Regions from separate parts of the Homo sapiens genome. Here region 1 is linked to region 2. A link is a loop called in an ENCODE intact Hi-C map of the cell type or tissue named here. Cell type or tissue: heart left ventricle. All regions are shown on one strand. Each heading gives the region's core, and the rest is flanking DNA. Links, peaks and the distances in the headings are about the cores only. Region 1 has its middle 390 kb from the start of SH3GL2. Region 2 has its middle 240 kb from the start of SH3GL2.

Region 1 (7,191 bases), core at 1,406-6,405, 140 kb before region 2:
TAGAAGCCCTCCAAAGACCTTTTAAAAATAACTGATCTTCAAAATTCATGCATAGATACTGGTTTTAAAATGGCATGGGGCCAGCCAGTGCATGACACAGCCTGTCCCAACATTACACTAAATTCTGTAAGACCTGGAAACAGATGAAATCAAACTAGCACCAATCAACGAGGATACCACATTGTTTGTGTGGGAGAACATCCTCCTAACTACAATGCCAATGGTGCCAACCTAAGAATCAAACACAGAAGCCAGTGTCTGCTTTACCAGATGAAACAATGCACACTCATCAATCTGAAGGAATAGTGGGGTTATAATTTCATCTGCCTCACCTTTGCCAAGGAGACAGCATCTGAACTAACCAGATAATTGGGAAATCACTTCTCTATAGCATGAGTAAGCAATATGAAATAGCCAGCACACTGTTCTCATACTATTCCCTCAGTTCTTCTCTTCTGACATGTATTTAGAAATTGTAACACTTAGGAAGAAAACATACACACACAAATGCATCCATACCTGAAGAAGGGTGGGAACTGCTAGTGGCACAATGCCTTCCTGGAGGTATAGAATAAATACGTATTGCATCATGAGATGGAGGAGGATAAAGAGATCATGAACCTGAAAACCTTGGTAGCAGTACACACTAAGGTCTTCAGTCTTCAATGTAATCCATAGGTTCCATTTCAGAGACCCAGGAAGAGAGTAAGTGAAGATTCTTCCTCGAACAACTAAAGCTACATTAGACAAATGCCTGTTCACCCAAGATTGGAGTAACAGCTGTGCATAGCAACGTGCTCTCTGGTTGTATAACAGAGAATGAGATGGAACAGTTCACAAGTGGTCAGTGAGCAAGGCCAAGAGCAAGTTACACACCCTGTCTATTGGCAAATACAAAGTCCGAATAGACTTTTCATGATCCCAGTGTGAATAAACAGAAGAAGACCTTGGACAAAAGGAGGAAAACTAGAAATTTTGAGAAAATGGAGAAAGTATATACATGTTAAAATTATTTACTATAAGAACCAAAAGAATATTTCAGAAAAGCAGTTACCATCCTCAATAGGACACAAAAGACCTCTATGAATCAGAAATAGAAATCTATAAAGGAAGAAAAAGCTGAGATATAAGAAGCAAACTAAATCAGATAAAGTAGGATGACAAAAAAACTAAAAGACTAACTATGGCTGTATGATCTATATTGGAAATATTTAATCTTCCTAAGCCTCTTTTTTGTCATCTATATGGTTGGTGTAATGGTATTTTACACAACTGCTTTGAGAGTTGTGTGTAAAGTGCTAGGAAAAGTGCTTGACTCACAGTAGCTGCTCAATGAATGTTAGCTGGTATTACTATAGTTACCCATCTTTACAGAATCACAGATACAAAAAGTCAATTTAGAGATGAATCTAAAGAACATAAGAATAGTAATCATGGCAAATTGAATTGGCAAAAGATTGAAACTAGTTATCTATAAAATAATAAATAATGTGGCAGGAGTACAAATTACTATAAGTTGCCAGAAAATAAATTTTCCAGAAAGTAGCAGGAGCCTTAAAATGGAATATACCAGGAATTCTTAGACATTCCAACTCTAAGAATGAATGTGTACGGGTATTTGTTTATTTCCTACCTACATCCGGACATGCCCTAGAGACAATGATCAAACTGGCAGCAATAATGCTACCTTTAGTGCCCATATTATATAGGTTCTGAAATAGTATTCTCACTTAAGGATATTACAACTTTTAGAAAAGTATCTGATTTCAGTCAACCTGAATTTCAATAATAATAAAAATTACAATGGACTGTAACCCAAATGCCTTTAAATCCGTGAGTTAATAATAACATTTATAAATAATGGCCACTTTCAAAGATGTTGGAAAATCAATTCATTATCTTGGTAACTACTAAATAAAAGAAAATATTACACCCTTTTTCTTTTTTTCTTACATGAACTGTACTATTAGGTAATCAAACAACAGGATTGGGGAGGGAAATCCTTAAAAAGTAATCCAAATAATAATAAAAGAAAAAGAAATGCTAGAATTAGACTATCACCATTTGTAGCACTCAGTGAATGAAGAGATATAAATATTAAGGCCAATCGGCCTTTATTTTTTCACAGATAATTGTAAGGAAATAAAGAGATGAAGGGGAAATCTACAGACAAAAAGAAAACTAGACATGTTTTTAAAGGGCAAGACTAAACTATATTATCACTGGATGCACATTCTGCTCAATCACATTTTGTTGATAAAACTACAAAAAGAAAAATACAAAGAAGTAAAAAAAGTTACTATAAAGGGCAGAATGGTGGTACTTATTGCAGAAGGGAGGGTCTGTGATCGGAATGCGGCACATGAAGAGGCTTCTGAGTGCGTAGCAAAGTCCTGTTTCTTCGCTTGGGTGGTGTTCACCTTCAACTTCATTAAGTCATATATTTGATTTCTGTGGTTTTTGTACTTGTTTTATTTTACAGTAAAAAGTTAAAAAAAGTAAATGAGCAAGTAAACCTTTTCTATACTAACACTCTGACATAGCACTTACTATACTTACTTATTTCTTCTCTGTGTTTCCTATGGGCTTGTTTCCTTAAAGCAAGAACTGTGCCTTCAGGTATTCATTGATGAGTATTCAGAAGGTTTCCCAGACCTCTCTTAATCTGGATCTATCCAAGAAGCTCCTGGTGGGCCTCAACATTTCTAAAATATGTGGACCATATTTGCAACAATGTGACAAACAACTTTTATTCCACTGCACTGGTACTCAGAAACAGGAGATTCGTTTGCTTGTTTGCTTTATTTCACTAGTTCAAAATTTGGCAGGAGAAGAACAAAGTAGAGAAGACCCAAGTGATTGGAACAGGCCATAGTTCCTGGCTAGTAGATGTGCCATCATCAGCAAAAAAGCTGCCTGGCTTTACTTCTGGGATGTAGAATCCCATCGCCCAGAGGACTGGGATATCTGAGAGTTCTGAGCAGACCAAAGCAATCTAGCATCCTCATAACCTGGAGAAACAGTCAACCACACTTACTTGGATGGGTACTTACATGCCCTTGGGGCCTCCAGCTCACAGAATCAATTATTCAAGCCCAATTGAATTGAAAGTCTGAAAATAATCTCCTTTTAGTCATAGGAATTGTCAAAACTCTGAATATCCCAATTTATCATGTATGATGGAACTTTCTTTAAGGATACCACAGAAATCTTTACCAGGACTTGGTTGGTTTGGTTTGTCTCTAATGAATAAAGTTAAAATAATAAGCGATGTGATTGCTTTAAATTTTTTAAAAGATCAGCCTAAATATAGCACATCAGTTAGTAATTAACATAGATGGAATACTTTTTATTCCACAATGCCAGAAATTCAGTATTTAATGAATGAAATCAATATGCCTGCCTTGATGGTCTATAATAATTCATCAGTATTTAATGTAAGTATATTCTCTAGAGGTACAAAGTACAAAATGTGCTAAATTTGGGTTGTATCATATTTCTTCTTCTTTTGTAAAAATAAGTTGTTTTGCTTTTATTCTGGTATAAAACTATTTTCTCCCTTTAAATGTTCATAGGAAAAAAATTGAAACTCTTCTATTGAAATATATGCCAGAAAATAGATAGAAAAGAAATATAAATTACAAGCCTGCAGAAAATTAAGTTTTACTCTATCTTCATTCTATTTAATTTCCAGGTTGTCCATTATATGTTATTGTTATTGTAAAAATACTAAATAGAAAATAAATCTAGCTGAGTGCAGTGGCTCACACCTGTAATCCCAGCACTTTAAGAGGCTGTGGCAGGTGGAACACTAGAGGCCAGGAGCTTGAGACCAGCCTGAAACAGAGGTTGCAGTGAGCCAAGATCACGCCACTGCACTCTAGCCTGGGCGACAGAGCAAGACTCTGTCTCAAAAAAGAAAAGAAAAGAAAAGAAATCCAGATGAAGTAAATGCTTAAATGTTGTTTTTAAACAAGATAATTTTCCCCAAAAGAAAGCCACGAAATAAAACTTCTTTAATGTTTAGATCACTGTGGATTCACATGTAGTTATAAGAAGCAACACAGAGAAATCCCATGTGCCCTTTCCCCAGTTTACCTTAATGGTAACATCTTCTACCACTACAGTACAAGAGCATAACAAAGATATTAACATTGATATCATCCACCTATCTTATTCAGATTTCCACAGTTTTACTGACACTCATTTGTGTGTACCTATGTGTATATTTAGTTAAACACAGTTTTGTTATGTGAGTATGTTCATGTATTCGCCACTACTGTCGAGACACAGAAGAGTTTTGTCACCACGCAGGGATTCCTTGCGTTGCCCCCTCCTGACTGTTCCCTTCTCCCTAACCCCTGGCTACCACTAATTTGTTTTCATCGCTATAATTTTGTCACTTCAAGAATGTTACATAAATAGAATCCTACAGTGTAGAATATTGTTTGTAGGGGTTGGAGAATATATAGTTTCAGTAAATAAAGAGTTTTAAAGTCATCAGCAACCAAAGAGGAAAGGACGACACAGGAATGACATAGCTTATGAGCAAGGCAGCAGTCACTTTTTACTAACGCCACACAGAGCACATGGTGTTCCATCAAGTGACCAAGGAAATATTTTTACTACCCAGAAGGATTTATTTTTCTATGTATAGTGTGTTACTAATAACTAAGTTTGTAAACTTTTTGATCAATCTTCAAACAGCAGGTGGTCAAGGAAACATGGTTTTCACAATTTTGTTTTTCCTTTTTGGTTTACCATGCCTTGTAAAACTTTGTCTAATTGGTGCCATATATTGCACTAAATAAAAAAATAATAATTTGAGAGACATAAATCTATGAGCATGTTAAAGGCACAGCTAAATATAATTGAGGAGAATTGGAAAGTGAGAGCCAGCAGGACGATTCCAGCTGTCACTGAGGATTCCGTTTTTAAAAAATTTGGCTCTTAAGTAGTAAAATGAGGAGATGGGGTTAGAATTCTTTTCTTCCTGGGAATCTTTCAACAAAAACAAAAAATGAAGGGATCTATTAACAAAAATTTCTGTTAGGCTAGAGGGACAAAGGCCCATTACAGTTTTAGTGTCCTCCAATTTGAATCTCAATCTGCACTACTTGATGTTACATAATGAAGTGAACCGTATTAAAAAACGGGAAGCTGCTAGAACTCAGGCTTCCAGAATTGAATGTCTATCCTTTTAGAATCAACAACATGCAGATGTCAGAGTCTAAAACTTCCCAAAAACTCATTGATTTCTCTTGATTCCCTACTGTTTTTCATACGGAATACTGTTTCACCTTTAATCTCAATTTGAACAATCCTGCTGCCAAATTTTATTACTTTAACAATTGTTTTCTTTAAATAGCTCTTTCTCTAATAAAATGTCATCCTGAATGACTACTAGCTGTGCTCTAACTTTCCCCTCAAAATGTCCACAGTCTAATATCTAGCCTTCTTTAGTATCTATGTTTAAAAACTCCAACCATATAAAGGGATAAATAGGCGAATAAATATATGATAAAGCAAACATAGCAAAACATTAACTATAGAATTTATTCAGGGATAGCTAAGATTTCAAATTATTTTGACACTTCTGTATGTTTGAAATTTTTCATAATAAAATGAAAGAAACTTCAGCCTCAGAAAGGGAGCTAGATATAATTGGGCCACTTCACACAAACTAAAAATAAAAAAGGACTTTAATGGAATTGTTCAAATGAACCTCTAAATCTCATTTACTTATCTCAAGGGCATTTTGCCAAAAGGTAGCTAAATGCAAGTTTTAGTGCCCCGAAGGTCACAGGGAATCCTATCTCCTGGCCCCAAGCCCTGACACAGGGTGACATCATGAGAAATAGTTTCAACTGATGTGGCTCCCTGAATACCAACCGACAATTACTTCACCAGGAAACTTGGCAACAAGGCCATGTACTTTGAGTGTGATGTCACTGTTCAACCCATGAAATAACTGCACGCTGTGCAAAGTTGTCCTCAAAGGAAAAGAAGTTGAACATATTCAGGAAAACAGATGAAAGCATACCTGAAATTTTAAAACATATACAACTGTATCAGAAATCATAAGTTTAAAGATATCATATGGGGGAAATAATGTAATTGGTCCAATGAATTTCCACAAAGAAGCTTATAAACAGATCTAGAACTTGCTAGTTCTGAACTTGAAGCACACTGGTTCCAGGATCTCACACTTTTCTGCAGTGACACAATCACAACCATGAATGATTCAGATAACATTCTCAATGAGAAGTTTTCTTTACACATAGATAGCAGGCCCTGGATTTTTGCTCTAACATTGGTTGTGTAAGGTAAAGCACAGTACTGAGAGATGAAAAATGCCAGAAAATCCACTCTAACTAGGGCTTATTTTCATAGACACATAATAACGCTTGATACTGTGCACAAAACCGGAGATAAAAAATGTAAAACAACTGACAGGAAAGTGTTCAAAAGGTATCCTGTGATATTCACAGGGAAGTCAATTCATAGTCAGTGGTACATTTCTGGGGCAGGGCTTCCTTGCCCTCCCAGTTTTAGAGTGTGGTCTCATTATAGCCCTTCAGGTAGGTTTAAACTAAGGCTGGTAAGCCTGGGTTCTGGTTTCACCCTGGTCAGCCGAGGGAAGGTCAAGACGTAGTCTCATAAAGTGGAACTGGAATTAGGACATGTGAGTCCAATCTCCAGCTCTGACCCTCAACCTCTAGCTATGTTGTTCAACCTCTAAGCAACTCTTTTTTCTTTTTCTCATCTCGATAGTAAAGATAATCAAATCTTCCTGCTGCAAGTCAATGTGTCTCTACACCACAAAGCTCTGTATAAGAGTGAATGCTACTATGTTTTTGGATGAGATGAGAATTCTACTTTAGTCTAAGCTTATGGCTCCAGGGAGTTCTGAAAAGGAACCCTGATTCTTGGGGTTCTCAGGAGGTGCTAGAGCTGTGGTGACCACACCATGCTGCTCTCCCCTGCAACTCCCTTAGATGGGGCAGAAATGGGAAAGGCCTTCAAATTAAAGGGCCACAGGCAAATAGAGAGGGAGTCCCCAGAGTGGGCTCATTTTCACCCCTGATGCTTCACACAGCAGCAAAGCCTGCTCCACATAAAAATGAATCTGGAGCTGAAATCAAATCAGCAAACTGAATATAATCATTTAAAAACTTTTGGAACACACAG
Region 2 (7,191 bases), core at 681-5,680:
TATCAGCATGACAATTGGTAAAATTTGAATAGATATGTAGATTGGATAATAGCTGTACAAATGTTAATTTCCTAGTTTGGATAATTGTGCTGTAGTTATGTAAACAAATAACCGTTTTAGGCAACAATCACCAACTGATGCTAAAACTAAGTGATAAGAAGCAGAATTTTTAGATTGTCTGGATGTATCTCCCCACCAGACTCTTATTAATTACAAATGAAAAAAAAATAGTAACTTTACAGTGTAGAAATCTCACTGACCATACGTTAACAAAGTGTTCAAAGTTGACATAACGTATAATTGTCAGTAGATAACATTTGCCTTCTGTGATGATGCACTGAGAAAAACATCATTATTTCTGTGGTATTGATTCCAAAAGGGCATAACCCGAACCAATCATGGGCAAGTGTGATGGTTACTACTGAGTGTCAACTTGATTGAATTAAGGGACACAAGGTATTAATCCTGGGTGTGTCTGTGTGGGTGCTGCCAAAAGAGACTAACATTTGAGTCAGTGGGCTGGGGAAGGCAGATCCACCCTTAATTTGGTGGGCACCATCTAATCAGCTGCCAGCGAATATAAAGCAGGCAGAAAAACATGAAAAGGAGAGACGGGCCTAGCCTCCCAGCCTACATCTTTCTCCTGGGCTTGATGCTTCCTGCCCTCAAATATCAGACTCCAAGTTCTTCAGTTTTGGGACTTGGGCTAGCTTCCTTCCTCCTCAGCTTGCAGGCAGCCTACTGTAGGACCTTGTGATTGTGTAAGTTAATACTTAATAAACTCCTCTATATATATACAATATATATAATATATAATATTAGTTCTGTCCCTCTAAGAGAACTCTGACTAATACAGCAAGCATTGGACAAACCCAAAATGAGAGACATGCGACAAATTCACTGGCCAATAATCTTCAAAAATGTCTAGGTCATGAAAAAGACTGAGGAACTTATGGGAGACTGAAGACACATGACAACTAAATGCATCATATGATCCTAGATTGGATCCTACCCAGAAAAATATATTTTTCTTTTGCTATAAGGCATATTAGTATGACAACTGGTGAAATTTGAATGGGTCTGTAGATTGAATAATAGCTGTATGAATGTTAATTTCCTGGTTTTGATAATTGTGTTATAGTTATATAAAAGAACGCCCTTGTTTCAAGAAACACACACAGAATAATTTAGGCATAAAGAAGCATTATATCTTCAGAGCACTTTCAAATGATTCAGAGAAAGAGAATGAAAAATCATCTCTGTAAAATGTTAACATGTTGGAATCTGGGTTAAAAACATATGGGAATTCTTCCAAATATTTTTCCAACCTTTCTGAAAGCCTGAAATTATTTTAAAATAAAAGGTTTTTAATATTTTTTAAATTTTAAAATAATTAAATACAAAATTCCAGGGAGTTTCTACTAAAAGCAAAAAAAAAGAAGAAGAAGAAGAAGGAAGAGAAAAAGTCACATGGAATCCCTTACAGGGTGGATGGGGTAAGGCTGGGGGTAGGAAGAGATTTCTTTTCTTGTACCCACTGTAGGTCCAGAGTGGTGACTGCCCAGCCAGATTTCCTATTTTCCTTATGTTTCCTGGCCTAATTTCATAATGCCTACAGCCAGGAAATACTGGCTTTCCACCTCCATCCAAACAGGCACCCACACATTCAAAGCCCAGATGTACACTGGAATCATCTCTGAGCATCCCTTGAGATCATACTACCCAGAGGGCAGACAGCCCAATACCTGCCTCTAACTAAAGGTCTTGATTATTTTGCTGACTGTGTCTCCTCTCCAGCTTTGGTCTTCTGTCCCTGCCCCCAAGAATCTAACCAACATTTTACAAGGTTTCAATTTTGAGAAACCACATGCTATATTGGGAAGAGCGCTGAACTGAGAGTCTTACCTCTACCATCAACTAGCTCTGTGAGCTCAGATAACTCACTTCTATAGTCCTCATACATAAAATCAAGAATTTGAATGGAATCTTCTTAAAAATAGTCTCTTTCATCTCTAAAAAGTTGAAAGGTATTTTTTAAAAGACTCCTCTGACTTTAGATAGGTTGCATCCCCATGAGAACAAACTTTTCCTCCTGAAGGAAAGAGATGAGATCTTGCACTTGATTCTCAAGGTTGACCTTGGTTTGAGTTCATGACATTGACATTGCTTTACTCAAGGGAAGGACTACAGCCAAGAGGCAACATTCCTACACCCAAGTTCTATTTTATCCCAAACCCTGCCAGCTTTGCTATGTTTAGCTTAAACTATTTCTGGATGCACAACAGTTAATCACCTCCTCCAGTGAAAAATTCAAGGAGAAAAAAATGCAAAAAAGTCCTATAATCACTCCTAAATGCCCCTAACTCTTCTCCTGGATCCCTCTCTCCCCCACCCTTCATCTCTGAGATTTCTCTGCTATCACCACAACAGTGTGCACACGAGCTGTCCCCCTGTTTCTGGAATGCTCAGTTATCTATTTCCTTTAGTCTTGGCTCAGATTCAGCAGCTACAAGCTGTCAAGGAGTTGGGAGAGAGAGACTGTGCCCAATCTGGCATGAAAGCAGGACCTGGGCACACACATTTTAGAAAATCATTCTTTGGGCTTTGCCTTCTCCCTGGGCTGTTCATCCATGCTAACATCTTTGACACTCTTTCCCCAAGTCCCAAACCTCTAGAATACCATCTGTTCTCTCAGTGACTACTAAGCACAACTCCATTTACTTTTTCAGATTTTTCTATAATCTGATTGTTCCTTTACTCAAAGAAAAAAAATTCAAGTTAGAAATATTTGTGCTCAACTTCCCTTGTGGGGCCAGATAAGGGAATACAATGGAAGTCTTATATCCTAGAGGAATGCAAGGAATCCCAAAGATGGGCACAGGCTGTTGGAGCTAAGAGTGCTTTTTATAACTGAAAACACAACAGCAACGAGAGAGTGGTGCAAGCTGGATAGACCTAGGGGGCCCCCTAAGGTCATGAAGTTTCTCTAAAAAAGAGGAGGTAAAAATATTTTAATTCCTCTAACATGTCAATTTTTTAAATTATGAAAATATCAAAATATAAAAATGTCAAACACACAAAAAGTAAAAATATCAGTACAATGAATACCCATAGCATTTTGCATATTTACTTTCTTACATTTTCATATGTATTTCCATATTTGGTTTAATATATTCTTGTGTGTTGTATTTGCATATACATGCATGTGTTTGTGTGTACAGCATTATAAAATGCCATATATATATATATATACTTTAATTTCCAAAAAATAAGGACATTTTGTGACAACATCAGTAACATTATTACCCTTAAAGTTAACAAAAATTCCATATCATGTAACATCCTGGTGTCTAATCCATTGTCCTAGTCATATAAAAAATGTGTTTTATAGTTGGTTTCTTCAGAATAGGATTTAATCAGAGCAAGCCAGTGGTCTAGCTAACTATACAGCATTTTGCATTTATCTAATAATTTCCTCTTGGTGTCATCTAACTTATCTCTCTCCACTGTTTTTCTTTACCTTGAAGATTACATCTAAAGGCGTGGTTAGATTCAGGTTAAGATTTTTGGTAATCACTCTTCATAGGTGATGCTGTATAGTTCACATTACAACATATCAAGAGGCATACGATGTCTGGTTGGGAAACTAAATTTCACCACCTGGCAAAGTGCAGTCAGTTCTGCTATAATGCCACCTATGCATTCCTGAAAACCACTGTGCTATGGAAAACTGCACATTATGAACCGTAAGACCCATGAGGAAAATTAGGTTAGAGGTCATATATTCAAAAACTTTGTCAGTGACGTGTACAAAAAAAAAGATAGATACCTATTAAAAATAGCACAGTTTTATATATGGGAAGTGATTAAGAAATATATAAATACTACAACAAATACAGCTCTTTACCTTGAAAAATACCCAAAGGACTATAAATCATGCTGCTATAAAGACACATGCACACGTATGTTTATTGCAGCACTATTCACAATAGCAAAGACTTGGAACCAACCCAAATGTCCAACAATGATAGACTGGATTAAGAAAATGTGGCACATATACACCATGGAATACTATGCAGCCATAAAAAATGATGAGTTCATGTCCTTTGTAGGGACATGGATGAAATTGGAAATCATCATTTTCAGTAAACTATTGCAAGAACAAAAAACCAAACACCGCATATTCTCACTCATAGGTGGGAATTGAACAATGAGATCACATGGACACAGGAAGGGGAACATCACACTCTGGGGACTGTTGTGGGGTGGGGGGATGGGGGAGGGATAGCATTGGGAGATACACCTAATGCTAGATGACGAGTTAGTGGGTGCAGCGCACCAGCGTGGCACATGTATACATATGTAACTAACCTGCACAATGGGCACATGTACCCTAAAACTTAAAGTATAATAATAAAATTTTTTTTAAAAGATTTAAAAAAAAAAGGAAAAAAAAAAACCTGAAATTTGTTTGTGGAGTTAGACATCAGGATTGTTGCAGCTTATGAGTTACTGTGAAGTGGTGGAAGGGAGGGTCATCTGAAGTCGGCTGGAATTTCCAGCGCTAGATGTGGTTGGGCATGGCTCGCCACACAGGCAGTGAAATGGGGTAGCTGGTAGATGTCTGAGGTGTGTACATGTGTGCACTTTGTGTATTCCTACGTGGCTTGGTTCAGCTGGGTATAGTTTTCTGCACTTACCTAGCGTTTGTTGTGTACAAAGCTGTGTATAAATATATGTGAAAGTATACTATGCTCAAAGTATATCGATTGCATTAGAAAGGTTTACATTTCAAAACAGAGTATATGAGAACTGACTGATTTTGTAATTTACATCTTCTCCTTTTCTTGATCAATCTAGCTTGATGTTTTACCAATTTTGTTGATGTTGTCAAAGAATGAGCTGCTGGTTTCATTGACTTTTTTTCTATTCTTTTGTTCTCTGGTTCATTTATTGTGCTCTTATCTGTATTATCTCCTTTCCTCTTTTCCTAGCTTCCTAAGGTGGAGGTTTAGATAATCAATTGTAGATCATTTTTCTTTTCTAAGCTTTTAGAAGTATACATTTCTCATTAAGTACTGCTTTAGCTGCATCTCACAAATCCTGATAGATTATGTTTTCACTAGCATTGGGATCAAAATATTATCTAAGATTTTTCACATTTGCAAAGATGGAGTAAACACACCTTTTCCTATTCTTTAAGTATAGCTAAAATTCCTGGACATTATGTATAAAATAAATGTAAGAAGCAAACAGCAAAAGGCAGGCAGGCTGGGGACCTCAACACATGAGGGATGACATGACTCCACATTGATATTCATGAAGCAGAAGCTTTGTAAGGATCCTGAACTCAAACTTCTGTCTGGTACTAATGAGGCAGAACCCACCTGCTGCTGGGTATCCATGAAGGCCAACTGGGGAACTTAGACTTTCATCACCACCTGTCAGCAACAAGATATGCTTCCCTTGTCCTACTAGAGCAGTGTCAGAGGAAGACTAATAAGTAAAATAGACTGTTTAAGTAAGATCCAGTATCTATCTCATGATATAATACTGAAAATACTCAAGATTCAACTGAAAATCACTTGTTATACCAAGAATCAGGAAAATCTGAACTTGAACAAGAAAAGACAATGATTAGATGAATGTATTAAAGCAAACTAAATATGGCCTGAGAAGGACTCCATACTTCTATATTTGAGTCCTTGTGGATGAACTGCAACCTAACTTAATAGGTAAGGCAAGATTGAAAACCTAACTTAGGAGTATGCACCTGTAACAATCGCTGACTCTTGGCCAATCCCAACAGCCATACTTCAACCACTCATACACTGCTGAGTGTTCAAACTATGTTCAAATAAGGCAAATACCAAACTGTAACCAATCCACCTGTTTCTGTACCTCACTTCTGATTTCTATACGTCTTTTTACTTTTTTTGTCTATAAATTTGTTCTGACCACGAGGCACCTCTGGACTCTTTTTGAATCTGCTGTGATTCTGGGGGCTGCCTGATTCACAAATCATTCATTGCTGAATTAAACTCCTTTAAATTTAATTCAGCTGAAGTTTTTCTTTCAACAGATGCCAACATCAAGATGACATAGATGTTAAAGTTATCTGACGAGGATTTTAAAGCTGAAATCATAAAAATGCTTTAAGAAGAAATATGAATACTCTTGAAATAAATGAAAAAATCAAAAATCTTTGCAAAGGAAGAGAAAGCTTCAGCAAAGAAATATAAGCTATAAATAAGAACCAAATGAAATTTTTTTTTTTTTGAGACAGAGTCTTGCTCTGTCACCCAGGCTGGAGTGCAGTGGCATGATCTTGGCTCACTGCAACCTCCCCTTCTCAGGTTCAAGCAAGTCTCTTGCCTCAGCCTCCCAAGTAGCTGGGATTACAGGTGTGTGCCACCACACCCAGCTAATTTTTTATATTTTTGGTAGAGATGGGGTTTCACTATGTTGGCCAGGCTGGTCTTGAACTCCTGACCTCAGGTGATCCACCTGCCTTGGCCTCCCAAAGTGCTGGGATTACAGGTATGAGACACTGTGCCCAACCCCAAATGAAAATTTTAGAACCAAAAAAAAAAATGAAATAGAAAATCAATACATGAACTCAGCAGTAGAATGGAAAAGACAGAAAAATATGAAAAGTGAACTTAAAGATAGAACAATAAAATTATCCTATCTAAACAACAGAGAAAAATAGACTGAAAAAAGTTAACAGTCTTGGGGACTTATGACATTATAACAAAAGATCCAACATTCATGTAATTGGAGTTTCAGAAGGAGAGGAGAAGGATGATAGGGCTGAAAAAGTATTCAAAGAAAGAATGGGTGAAGGCATAAAACCACAGATTCAAGAAGCCAAATGTGTGTCAAACAGGTTAAACCCAAAGAATTCCATGCCAACACACATCATAGTCAAACTTCTGTAAATTGAAGACAAATAAAAGTTCTTGAAAGCAGTGAGGGAGAAATGACACCTTACCAATTGGGGGAAAATCATTCAAATGACAATGGATTTCTCATCAAAACCACGGAAACCAAAAGGAAGTGATACACAATTTTCAAGTGCTAAAAGAAAGTTGCTATCAGCCAAGAAATCTGTATTCACTAAAAAATATCTTCCAGGAATGATGAGGAAATCAAAACACTCTCAGCTGAAGGAAAACCAAGAGAATTTGT

What was found. A loop is a pair of places that touch in the nucleus more often than their neighbours do. Peaks named below come from ENCODE experiments on the same cell type or tissue, not always from the same donor. Only the 100,000 strongest peaks of a DNase experiment are listed, where the experiment ranks them.
Region 1: a loop joins it to region 2, with 2.5 times the contacts of the local background. A loop is called at or near these places in 3 of 110 quality-filtered maps.

The regions. Positions count from the first base shown.
Region 1 is chr9:17,961,610-17,968,800 of GRCh38, reverse strand. It overlaps a transcript of ADAMTSL1 not described here. Among named protein-coding and RNA genes, the nearest start is that of SH3GL2, 390 kb to the right of the region's middle. In heart left ventricle, for the core only: no CTCF peak of the experiment used is centred there; no DNase peak of the experiment used is centred there.
Region 2 is chr9:17,820,102-17,827,292 of GRCh38, reverse strand. No RefSeq gene overlaps it. Among named protein-coding and RNA genes, the nearest start is that of SH3GL2, 240 kb to the right of the region's middle. In heart left ventricle, for the core only: a CTCF peak has its summit at 2,949; no DNase peak of the experiment used is centred there; H3K27ac peaks cover 2,081 bases.